Regions from separate parts of the Homo sapiens genome. Here regions 2 and 3 are each linked to region 1. A link is a contact called in ENCODE Hi-C or POLR2A ChIA-PET data. All regions are on one chromosome and are shown on one strand. The core of a region is the stretch at or near the end of the contact, and the rest is flanking DNA. Distances in the headings are between cores, read along the strand shown.

Region 1 (3,262 bases), core at 679-3,178:
CACTTAACAGATGGGGAAACCGAGGCACGCAGTGATGAAGTGGCTTCGCCAAGGTCTCAGAGCACAGAGTGCTTTTCTCAGAAAAAGCCCAGACAACTGACTGACTTTGGAGGGCAGGATCTCCAAGGCGGGTCCTGCCCCCACCCCCTCTGCTGGGCTCCCCTACCTCCAAATCTTCTCCAGCCCCCGCCTCGGCTGCTGGGTTTGCTTGTCTCTGGGGGGTGGTCCTGACTTCCTAATCAGATCGAGAGCTCCCAGACAGCACCAAGGCCTCCTTCTCTTCCAAGCCCTGCACAAGACGGGATACACAGTCAGAGTTTAATAGATGCCTGCCTGGCTGGTTCAAGCAGACCTGTGGCCATCCTGGGGCTGGGATGTGTGAGCCCCATCCTGCTGAGTGGCCGGTCTGCTCAGCGGTCATCCGCAGACCTCCGGAAGAGAGGAAGTGACAGCGACTCAGCAGGCGCTCCATAAACACCTGTGCGATGACGCCGGGCCTTCCTACCACTCGTCTGGGCCATGGCTGCTCCCGTGTCAGCTGGGGCGGGGTCCCCCTTCGCCCGGGCAGGGCCCACTATCTAATCAGCCGAGGGACCAAGGTTGAGGACAGGAGAGCCTGGAGCCTGAGTCATCAACGCTCCCGGGCATCCCCACGTGAGAGCGTCCCGGTTTGCAGGTGGACCACGGGCATGTGGCCTCTGCACACCTTCCCTGTCCCTGTGTGCTCCCATGGCTGCTTGTGGGTCCTCAGGGGCCAAGAGCCTGGGCGAGGCAGGATAAGCTGGGGGCGAGGCAGACCCGGCTTCAAATCCCAGGTCAGACCTGCTGCGTGACCTTGACTTTCCTGGGCACAATGAGACCGGCACCATTTCACGGGGTGTTAAGAAAAGGAAATGCGATCTGTGAAATTGCCGAGCACGGAGCCTCATGTGTACTCTGAGAGCACAAAAGGTGACTCTCAAATTTGCTTTGAGAGACAAGGTCTTGTTCTGTTGCCCAGGCTGGAGTGCGGTGGTGCATGCAGTGGTGCAGTCGTAGCTCGCTGCAGCCTCGAACTCCTGGGCTCAAGCGATCCTCTCACCTCAGTCTCTTTGAGTAGCTGAGACTACAGGTGCAGGCCACCATGCTCAGCTAAGTTTTACATTTTTTATTTTAGAGACGGGAGGAGGTTGGTCTGGAACTCCTGGCCTCAAGCGATTCTCCCGCCTTAGCCTCCCAGAGTGCTGGGATTACAGGCGTGAGACACTGTACCCAGCCTTGGTAACTCTTTGTATTTCTAATTTTTTTTATTTCCTTTGAGACAGGGTCTTCCTCTGTCACCCAGGCTGGAGTGCGGTGGTGCGGCCATAACTGGCTGCAGCCTCAAACTCCTGGGCTCAAGTGATCCTCCCACTTCAGCACACCCTAGTAGCTGGGCCTGCAGGTGCCCGCCGCGCCTGGCTAATTTTTCTATTTTTGTAGAGGTAGGGCTTGACTAAGTTGCCCAGGTTAGGCTCAAGGATCTGCCCGCGTTGGCCTCTCAATGTAGTGGGATTACAGGTGTGAGGCACTGGGTGGGCGCACCCTTCTTAAGATATTCCAGTTGTATTTGTGAGTTCCCCCTGTGTCCAGAGTGGCACGGGGCCTGGGCCGGGACGGGAGGTCGCAGCCATCTCAGCTCAGCCCCTGCAGCAGGGATCACAAAGGGGTGGCCCTGAGGCTGATGGTCCCCAGGGCAGGGTGCAGGGAGGAGGGACTCCCTCAGTTAATTGTTACACAGGTCCAGAGTCTGGCCTCCCGGAGGGAGAGCGATGGGGCAGGAGCTGGCAGGGGAGGGGCAGGATGCCCAATCAGGTGGTGCCAGGGGCGGGCCCCGCTCCCAGGTCTCAGGCATCCCCCGCCCGGGGACCGCCTGTGCCTTATCACGGGGAGGCAGGGCCTCGCCCACACCAAACCTGTGGACGCCGACCCGGGACCGCCGCTGGCTGGCTGCTGGCTCACTCGACCGTCATGGAGACCCTGGGGGCCCTTCTGGTGCTGGAGTTTCTGCTCCTCTCCCCGGTGGAGGCCCAGCAGGGTAGGTGCAGGGGGGCGGGAGGGGGCGTCGCGGGATAGGGGAGTTGGTCAGGTGATCACCATCTCCCAATTTTCCATGGCGAGAAAAAGGAGAGGGGGCAGGAAGAAAAGGAAGAGTGGCTTGGAGGCCCTTCTCAACCCCCGCAGTACCGCCCGGCCTCCCTCTCGCTGGGCTCTGCCCTCCTCTGTAAGGGACCCCCCACCGCCCACCCGAGCCTTTCCCCTCTCCAGCCCTTCTGAGCACACCTGGCTGAACCCCCCGCCTTGAGCTCGGCCCCACTCTGAGCTCGGGCCTCCTTTACAAGCCCCTCCCCATCTGAGTCCCCGCCTCTTTTGTGAACCGCTCCTTCTCACTCCTCCTCCTTTATAAACCCCTCCCCGAGCCCCTCCTCCTCTGTAAGCCCCTCCCCTCTGGGCTCCTCCTTCTTTATAAGCCCCTCCCCCTGAGCCTCTGCCTCCTCTATAAGCCCCTCTCCCTCTGAGCCCCCTAGTTCACAAGCCTCTCCCCATCCGAGCCCCTTCCTCCTTTGTAAGCACCTCCTTCTCACTCTCCCTCCTTTATAAACCCCTCCCCGAGTCCCTCCTCCTCTGTAAGCCCCTCCCCTCTGAGCTCCTCCTTCTTTATAAGCCCCTCCCCCTGAGCCTCTGCCTCCTCTACAAGCCCCTCCCACTCTGAGCCCCCTAGTTCACAAGCCCCTCCCCATCTGAGCCTCTTCCTCCTCTGTAAGCCCCTCCTTCTCACTCATCCTTTATAGACCCCTCCCTGAGCCCCTCGTCTGTTGTAAGCCCCTCCCCTCTGAGCTCCTCCTTCTTTATAAGCCCCTCCTCCTGAGCCTCTGCCGCCTTTATAAGCCCCTCCCACTCTGAGACCCTCTCCCCTTATAAGCACCTCCCCTCTGAGCTCCTCCTTTATAAGCCCCTCCCTCTAAGCCTCTGCCTCCTTTTATAAGCTCCCCCCAACAGCTCCTCTGTTGTAAGCCCCAACCCCCCAGACTCTTCTTTATAAGCCCTCCCCATCTGAGCCACCTCCTCCTTCATAAGCCCCTCCCCTGAGCTTGTTCTCCTTTATAAACCCCACCCCTGAGCCACTCCTTTGTCATAAGCCCCGCCCTTCTGAGGTCCGCCTTTATAAGCCCCTCCCCCTGAGCCTCTGCCTGCATTATAAGCCCCGCCCCTTCTGAGCCCTCCTGATTTGTAAACTCCGTCC
Region 2 (3,262 bases), core at 486-2,985, 420 kb after region 1:
ACTCTTCTCCGGTGGAGCAAAATGCCAGGTTCCTGGGGTATCCTAAGATCCATGTGCATTTATGGGATGCTTACTGTATGCCAGGTACTGTTCTAGAACTTTTCTTGTCTGAATTCATTGACTCTTCTCCACCCCACCCTGCGAGGTTGTTAGTGGTACCTCACAGAGGAGGAAATGAAGCCCAGAGAGGTAGTGGAGTTTGCCTAGAGTCACACAGCAGGGAAGACGAAGGGCTGAGCTTTGAACCCAGTCCGAGAGGGGGTGGGGATGGCAGAAGCAGGTAAGCCACAGCCAGGTCCGCAGGGCCCCTGTGCTGGGTTGGATTTAAGTAGGTTAAAGGACACCTCCCCCACCACCATCACCAGTTCTTTTCCTGGACTGGGAGGCCCTCCTGCCTGCTCTCTTCCCTCCGGCCATGACGCCCTCATGGGGGCTTTGAGAAACGCCCCACAGCTCATCCTTCCCGGGAGGGCCTGTAGGAAGCTCTGGTGTCAGCCACCCGGACTGGCCAGGTGGAGTGGGAGAAATGGTGTGTTTTGTCCCAGCTAAAGAAAAAAGGCTGTTAGGAAGGACTAAGAGGGAGCTGAGGGGTCTGCCTGGGAAGTCCAGGCCCCCCATGAAGCTAGGGTCCCCTTGGGAAGTCCAGCCGGGAGCCGCCTTGCAGCCCCAGACCCTCTCAGCCTCTTTGTACGTTCTATTTGGGTCTGGAAAATTTTCCCCTGTGGTTGAGAGCTTGGGCTGCTGCTTGGCTGTGTGACCTTGAGCCAGTTCCTCACCCTCTCTGGGTGTCCACTGTGTCATCTATAAAAGGAGCGTGACAATGACGTTGCGGGCCTCGTCGGGACCGTGAGAGGTGAAGGCTCGTGAGACTCTCAGAGCTAGCGTTACCGTGCCCCCTCTAACTTCTGTTGTTCCTATAATGTTACTATAATGTTGCTTATTTCCCCCCAACCAGATCTGCAAGGGTGGTTTCATCACCCCCTTCTTACAGTCAGGGGCCCTGATGCTCTCCCCTCCCCGCAGCATCACAGAGAGCTCAACTCTTACCAACTTCCCTGCCCCTCAATTCAATGTCCTCAGCCCCTATGAAAGTTTACGGCTTCATTGACCAGGCACGGTGGGTGGCTCATATCTGTAACCCCAAGCACTTTGGGAGGCCGAGGAAGGAGGATTGCTTGAGCCCAGGAGTTTTTGAGACCAGCCTGGGCAACATAGGGAGACCCCCGTCTCAATTTAAAAAAAAAATTATTGCTTGACCCTCTGAGAATTGGCTGATCTTGCCCTTACAGGGGACTTGGAGCCTCAGTTTCCTCCCCTGGATAACGGAGGGTGGGGGGCTCCCGCCCAGCCGCCACTAACCACCCCATCTCCCCCCTGTGCCTCCTCAGCCTCAAGCTCGAATGTGACAAGTTGGCCAGTGAGAAGTCAGAGATGCAGCGTCACTATGTGATGGTAACGTCACTCCGCCCCCAGGTCCAGTGTTGGGGGCGGGCGACAGGGCCCTCCACATCCCCTCCACCACGGGCAGCTGCTCCCTCAACCCCGGCCACCTCCCCTGGGAAGCGCGAGGATCGGGGCCTGTTCTCCATTCAGCCGGCCCCTGCTGGGCTGAGCCTGCCTCGCTAGCCTGGCAGATGGCCGAGGCAGTGGCCGAGGTGCCAAACCGCCGGGTTGCAGACCGGCCCTGCCAGGTCCCCCGGCTGTCCTTGGCAGCGGAGGAGGGAGGAGAGGGAGGCTCACCGGCTGTGAAAGCCAACAGCCAGGAACTGACGTGGGGGAGCAGCCGAGTCCCTCCCCACCGCCAAGGTCCCAGCGTCCACACGCTTAACCCCTTTGGGCCCGAGCTCAAAGAAGAAGCCTGTGGGAGGGGGTCTGAGCCCTACCCATTTCGGGGGGCTGATGTGTGACACTGCATTGCTGCTGCCAGAACCACTTGCTCGGTTTTGTAACTGCCAGGTGACGATTTCTGCATCAAAAATCCCCTCCCTTACCCACCCTTGGCCTGGCCCTCGAGCAGCGATGCTGGGGTCTCAGCCCAGTACCCAAATCTCCCAGACTGTGGGGGAGGCAGAGCCAGACCCTGACCCTCCCAGCCAGAAGAATAGGGCTGGGGTCAGAGAGAGGGACCTAGGACCTGCCTGAGGAAGACTATATGGAGAAATGGGGCACACAGCTGGGGTCTTGCAGGATGAGTAGGAGTTCACCAGACAGAGACAGAGAAACTACGTGAAGGCCTGGGAATGAACTTGGTTTTCCCCCAGGGGTGACAGGGAGCCATGGGAGGGTTTAGAGCAGGGGAGGGGCAGGGTGAGATCTGGGGCTTGGGGTGGGGGTAGCTGCTGGCCCCAGAGCCAGCAGGCTTTGTTTACCCCTCACTGTTTATACCTAGGCAGGCAAACTTCCCTGGCGTCTGGGCCCACCCGCAGACAAGACATAGAAAGATACAAGATTAGGAGCCCTGGAATGCGTGTTCTCGCGGTGCACATGGAGTGGGGGAGGAGCCAGGCCAGGGCTAGGGACCTAAAGTGCCCCCAGTCTCCATCCGCAGCCCCAGCGGCCCCCTGCCCCTCTCCAGGGCGGGCTGGGATGCTGGGTGTGGGCGTCTCTCCCTCCTCTTTCCCTCCCACCTGCCTCTCCTTTCTTTCCTGCCCTCAGCTGTCTCTTGCTGTCTCCCCCCTTTGTCTGTCTCTGCCACTCCCCTATCTCTTTGTCTCCGTGTCCCCCCATCCTTCCCCACCCCCATCTCCCGCTCCCCCTCTCTCTCCCCCATACAGTACTACGAGATGTCCTACGGCTTGAACATCGAGATGCACAAACAGGTACGCCCATCTCCTCCTCCTCCTCCTCCTCCTCCTCCTTCCCCCTCCTCCCCCCACCTCCAGCCCCGCCTTGGGCACCCCCAGGCAGGTAGCGGCCGGCCCTCGGCTGGGCACCAAGCCAGCCCGGTTATCCTGTTACCTCCTAAGCCCTCCCCAAGCTCCCGCTCTCCTCCCCCCCGCCCCGCCTCTTTTTCAGGCCTCCCTGGGAGTGTTTCTCCCGGTGGTGGGGAGGGGCAGAGACCTTCCCCACAGCCTACGGCCCCCAGCCCTCCCTACATTCGCACAAGCGCTTACTACCTGCCAGGGGCCTGAGTGGCCGACCCCCGAGGAATGTGCAGTCTGGCCTCATCCTGCACTTACCTCACTCTAAGCTGCAGGCGACAGCCGGTGTCCAGCCCCACCTTTGCCACTGACTGGCTGCCCTCGGGCCCGAACACGGCTTT
Region 3 (3,262 bases), core at 200-2,699, 390 kb after region 1:
TGCTCTCAACGAGGACTCAGCGTGGCTCCCACCAGGACTCTAAGGAAGGGGGCGGGGGAGGCTGCCGAGATAGCTGCTTGGGACAACAAGCAAAGGCTCCCTCAGGTGTCAACCGCCCCACCCTCAGCTGAGCGGAACCCTGAGGAGAGGAAAGACTGTCTTTTTCCCACAGGGTGCATTCCAGCCAAGAGGAGTACGGGGTTTCCCGGAACAGGAAGGCAGGAGAATGGCCCTGAAGGGAATGTGGGGATAGGGGACACGGAGGAGTCTTCGGGGGGATGGGGGGGTGTACAGGGCCTGCATGGAGGGTACAGGGCCTGCATGGAGTGTACAGGGCTCTGCCTGGAGGGAAGGGTCAACGCGGGGCCCTGAGCAGTGAGGGGTGAGTGTGCCCTGTGGGTTACAGCCCAAAGGTCTGGCCCTGAAGGGGTAGCGAGGGGTGGGTACTCCGGTGGGGTAAGGTCAGAAGGTCCCTGTGCAGGGAGGGACTGGTCCCTTGAGAAGGAACAGAGGGCAAATCCTGAAGAGTCCTGGAGGCCCAATGTAGACAGCAGAAGCTGGGAGCTGACCTAGGAGTGATCGGGGGCCTGATCCAGACAGGACAGACACAGGCTGACACCGGAGAGTCCCAGGTGCCAACATGAACAGTTAAGGCAGGGGCTGACCCCAAAGAAATCAGGGGCCCGCAGCTGACCCCGGAGGGTCCCAGGTGCCGACCTAGACAGCAAAGGCAGGGCTGACCCCAGAGGGTCCCGAGCCGACCCAGACGACACAGGCAGGGCTGATCCCGGAGGGCCCCGCCCCGACCCGGACAGGCAGTGAAGGCACAGGCAGGGCTGACACTCGAGGGTCCCGCGACCCGGACAGGCAGGGAAGGCACAGGCAGGGCTGACCCCGGAGGGTCTCGCGACCCGGACGGCACAGGCAGGGCTGACCCCGGAGGGTCCCGGCCCGACCCGGACAGGCAGGGCAGGCACAGGCAGGGCAGGGCCCGCAGCCGGCAGGCCCGGGGGCCGCACTCACCGAGCAGCAGCAGCTTGAGCTCGCGCCGGGCGTCGCGCTTGTCCCGCCGCAGCTGCTTCTCGATCTCGGCGTTGATCCGCTTGGACTCCTTCACCTCATCGCTCAGGCAACACGCCATCATGGACTCCAGAGTCATCGTCCCGGCCCCGGCCGACGCGGCCGCCTGCCCGCCGCCGCCCCCCGGCCCCCGGCCCGGCCCTGGCCGGAGCCGCCTCGGCCGCCGCCCGCCGCGGCCCTCCGGCCTCGGCCACCGGCCCTCGGCCCCGGGCCGGCCCGCCCCGCCTCGGCCGCCGCCTGGCGAGCCGCCGGGTCCCCGCTCGGGCCGCGCCAGCCGCGGACTCCCGCGCGGCCGCACTCAGCCCGCGCCGCCGCCGCAGCCACCGCCAACCGCAGCCGCCGCAACCGAGCGACAGCGCCGGACAACCTAGCAGGCTGGGAGCGCAGCCCGCGACGGGCAGACGGTGCGGCCAATGGGAGGGGCCGGCGGCCAAGCGCGCCCACCATGGGGGCGGGACTAGCGGCCTGGGCGGGGCGTCGGCGGGCGCGAAAGGGGCGGGGCGGGGCGAGGGCGGGGGGCCCGCGGGTTTGGTTGCGCCGACGTGGGAAGGGGGACGCGCAGCCGGGAGCCGGGGCGGGGCCGCCCGGGATTGTGGGAATGTGGCGGACTCGGCCCGGCCAGGCTCGGCTCCGCTCGGCTCCGTTCGGCCCCGCTCGGTCCCGCTCGGCTCGGCCCAGGCGCGGTGGCGGAGGCGCGCACGCGGCCGCTGCGCTCTCTGGGTCTCCAGGTGCCTGGGCAGCAGTCGCTGCCCCCGGGAAGCGCCCTGACATTGCCTGACAGGAACCTTCACTCATCCATTAAAAAGCGTTAATGGAGGTCGGGCGCGGTGGCTCACGCCTGTAATCCCAGCACTTTGGAAGGCCGAGGCGGGCGGATCACCTGAGGTCTGGAGTTCGAGACCAGCCTGACCAACAGGGAGAAACGCCGTCTCTACTAAAACTACAAAATTAGCCCGGCGTGGTGGTGCACGCCCGTAATCCCAGCTACTCGGGAGGCTGAGGCAGGAGAATCACTTGAACCCAGGAGGCGGAGGTTGCAGTGAGCCGAGATCACGCCATTGCACTCCAGCCTGGGCAACAAGAACGAAACTCCGTCTCCAAAGAAAAAAAAAAAAAAAGAGGGCCGGGCGCGGTGGCTCACGCCTGTAATCCCAGCACTTTGGGAGGCCGAGGCGGGTGGATCACGAGGTCAGGAGATCGAGACTATCCTGGCTGACACGGTGAAACCCCGTCTCTACTAAAAATACAAAAAATTAGCCGGGCGTGGTGGCGGGCGCCTGTAGTCCCAGCTACTCGGGAGGCTGAGGCAGGAGAATGGCGTGAACCCGGGAGACGGAACTTGCAGTGAGCTGAGATCATGCCACTGCACTCCAGCCTGGGCGACAGAGCGAGACTCTGTCTCAAAAAAAAAAATTAAAAAGCGTTAATGGGACACCTACTGTGTATCAGGCATTAATGGGACACATTCTATATGCCAGGCACGGACCAGAGATTAATGGAGTGCCTGCTGTCCATCAGGTGTCAATCAGGCCTTACTGCAGTGCCTGCACCATTCCAGGCCAGGTATACGCATTCATGAAATGCCTACAGGATACCAGGCACTGCTGTAAGCCCGTTAAGCTAACCCTACCCAAGGGATATCTTTTTTTTCTTCTTCTTTTTTTGAGATGGAGTCTTGCTCTGTCGCCCAGGCTGGAGTGCAGGGGCGTGATCTAGGTTCATTGCACCCTCTGCCTCACAGGCTCTAGTGATTCTCCTGCCTCACCCTCCCAAGTAGCTGGGATTACAGGCGCGCCACCATGCCTGGCTAATTTTGTATTTTTAGTAGAGAGCGGGTTTCGCCACGTTGGCCAGGCTGGTCTCAAACTCCTGGCCTCTAGTGATCTGCCCTCCTCGGCCTCCCAAAGCGCTGGGATTATAGATGTGAGCCACCTCACCCAGCCATATCTTTATCCTTACTTTGCAGATGAAATGGAAGTGGCCACCAGAATTTATAAAAACGTGTGTTCCCACCACCTTGCTGACTACTGAAAACCCTTTTCCCTCTCTGGCCTCCTTGGCCAACCCCTGAGCATCCTCTCCGTTTCAATTCAGACGTCAGCTCCTCAGGGAGACTTCTCCTGACTCCTCAGACCAAGCCAGGTACCTTCTCTTGAGCCACAACTTGAAATTGTATGTTCTG

Evidence for each region. Hi-C counts contacts between places; a loop is a spot of excess contacts on that map. ChIA-PET counts read pairs that join two places held with the same protein, here RNA polymerase II (POLR2A). Pooled maps may share reads with other maps.
Region 2: POLR2A ChIA-PET joins it to region 1 with 12 read pairs in WTC11. The contact joins the enhancer-like site here to the promoter of SMIM24 in region 1. POLR2A ChIA-PET finds 5 or more read pairs at or near these places in 5 of 52 experiments (A673, H1, MCF 10A and 2 more).
Region 3: a pooled map shows a loop between it and region 1 (2.9-fold over the local background). The contact joins the promoter of GNA11 here to the promoter of SMIM24 in region 1. A Hi-C loop is called at or near these places in 1 of 50 pooled maps. POLR2A ChIA-PET finds 5 or more read pairs at or near these places in 2 of 52 experiments (HepG2 and activated CD4-positive, alpha-beta T cell).

What each region holds. Positions count from the first base shown.
Region 1 is chr19:3,479,191-3,482,452 of GRCh38, reverse strand. SMIM24 (small integral membrane protein 24) reads left to right here and starts at 1,928. Exons shown (of 4, transcript NM_001136503.2): 1 at 1,928-2,056. The coding sequence starts at 1,990. It overlaps SMIM44 (small integral membrane protein 44), which reads left to right. Exons shown (of 2, transcript NM_001395954.1): 2 at 1-343.
Region 2 is chr19:3,055,869-3,059,130 of GRCh38, reverse strand. TLE5 (TLE family member 5, transcriptional modulator) reads left to right here. Exons shown (of 7, transcript NM_001130.6): 3 at 1,389-1,452; 4 at 2,775-2,819. Among named protein-coding and RNA genes, the nearest start is that of TLE5, 5.0 kb to the left of the region's middle. RefSeq lists enhancers at 569-1,133, 1,134-1,698. Within about 2 kb of position 1,735, at least 25 of the 41 ENCODE cell types and tissues checked have a DNase peak (open chromatin) inside an H3K27ac peak, as active enhancers do.
Region 3 is chr19:3,092,549-3,095,810 of GRCh38, reverse strand. GNA11 (G protein subunit alpha 11) reads right to left here and starts at 1,449. Exons shown (of 7, transcript NM_002067.5): 1 at 1,024-1,449. The coding sequence starts at 1,159. RefSeq lists enhancers at 1-656, 657-1,644 and silencers at 941-1,070, 1,391-1,510, 1,531-1,780.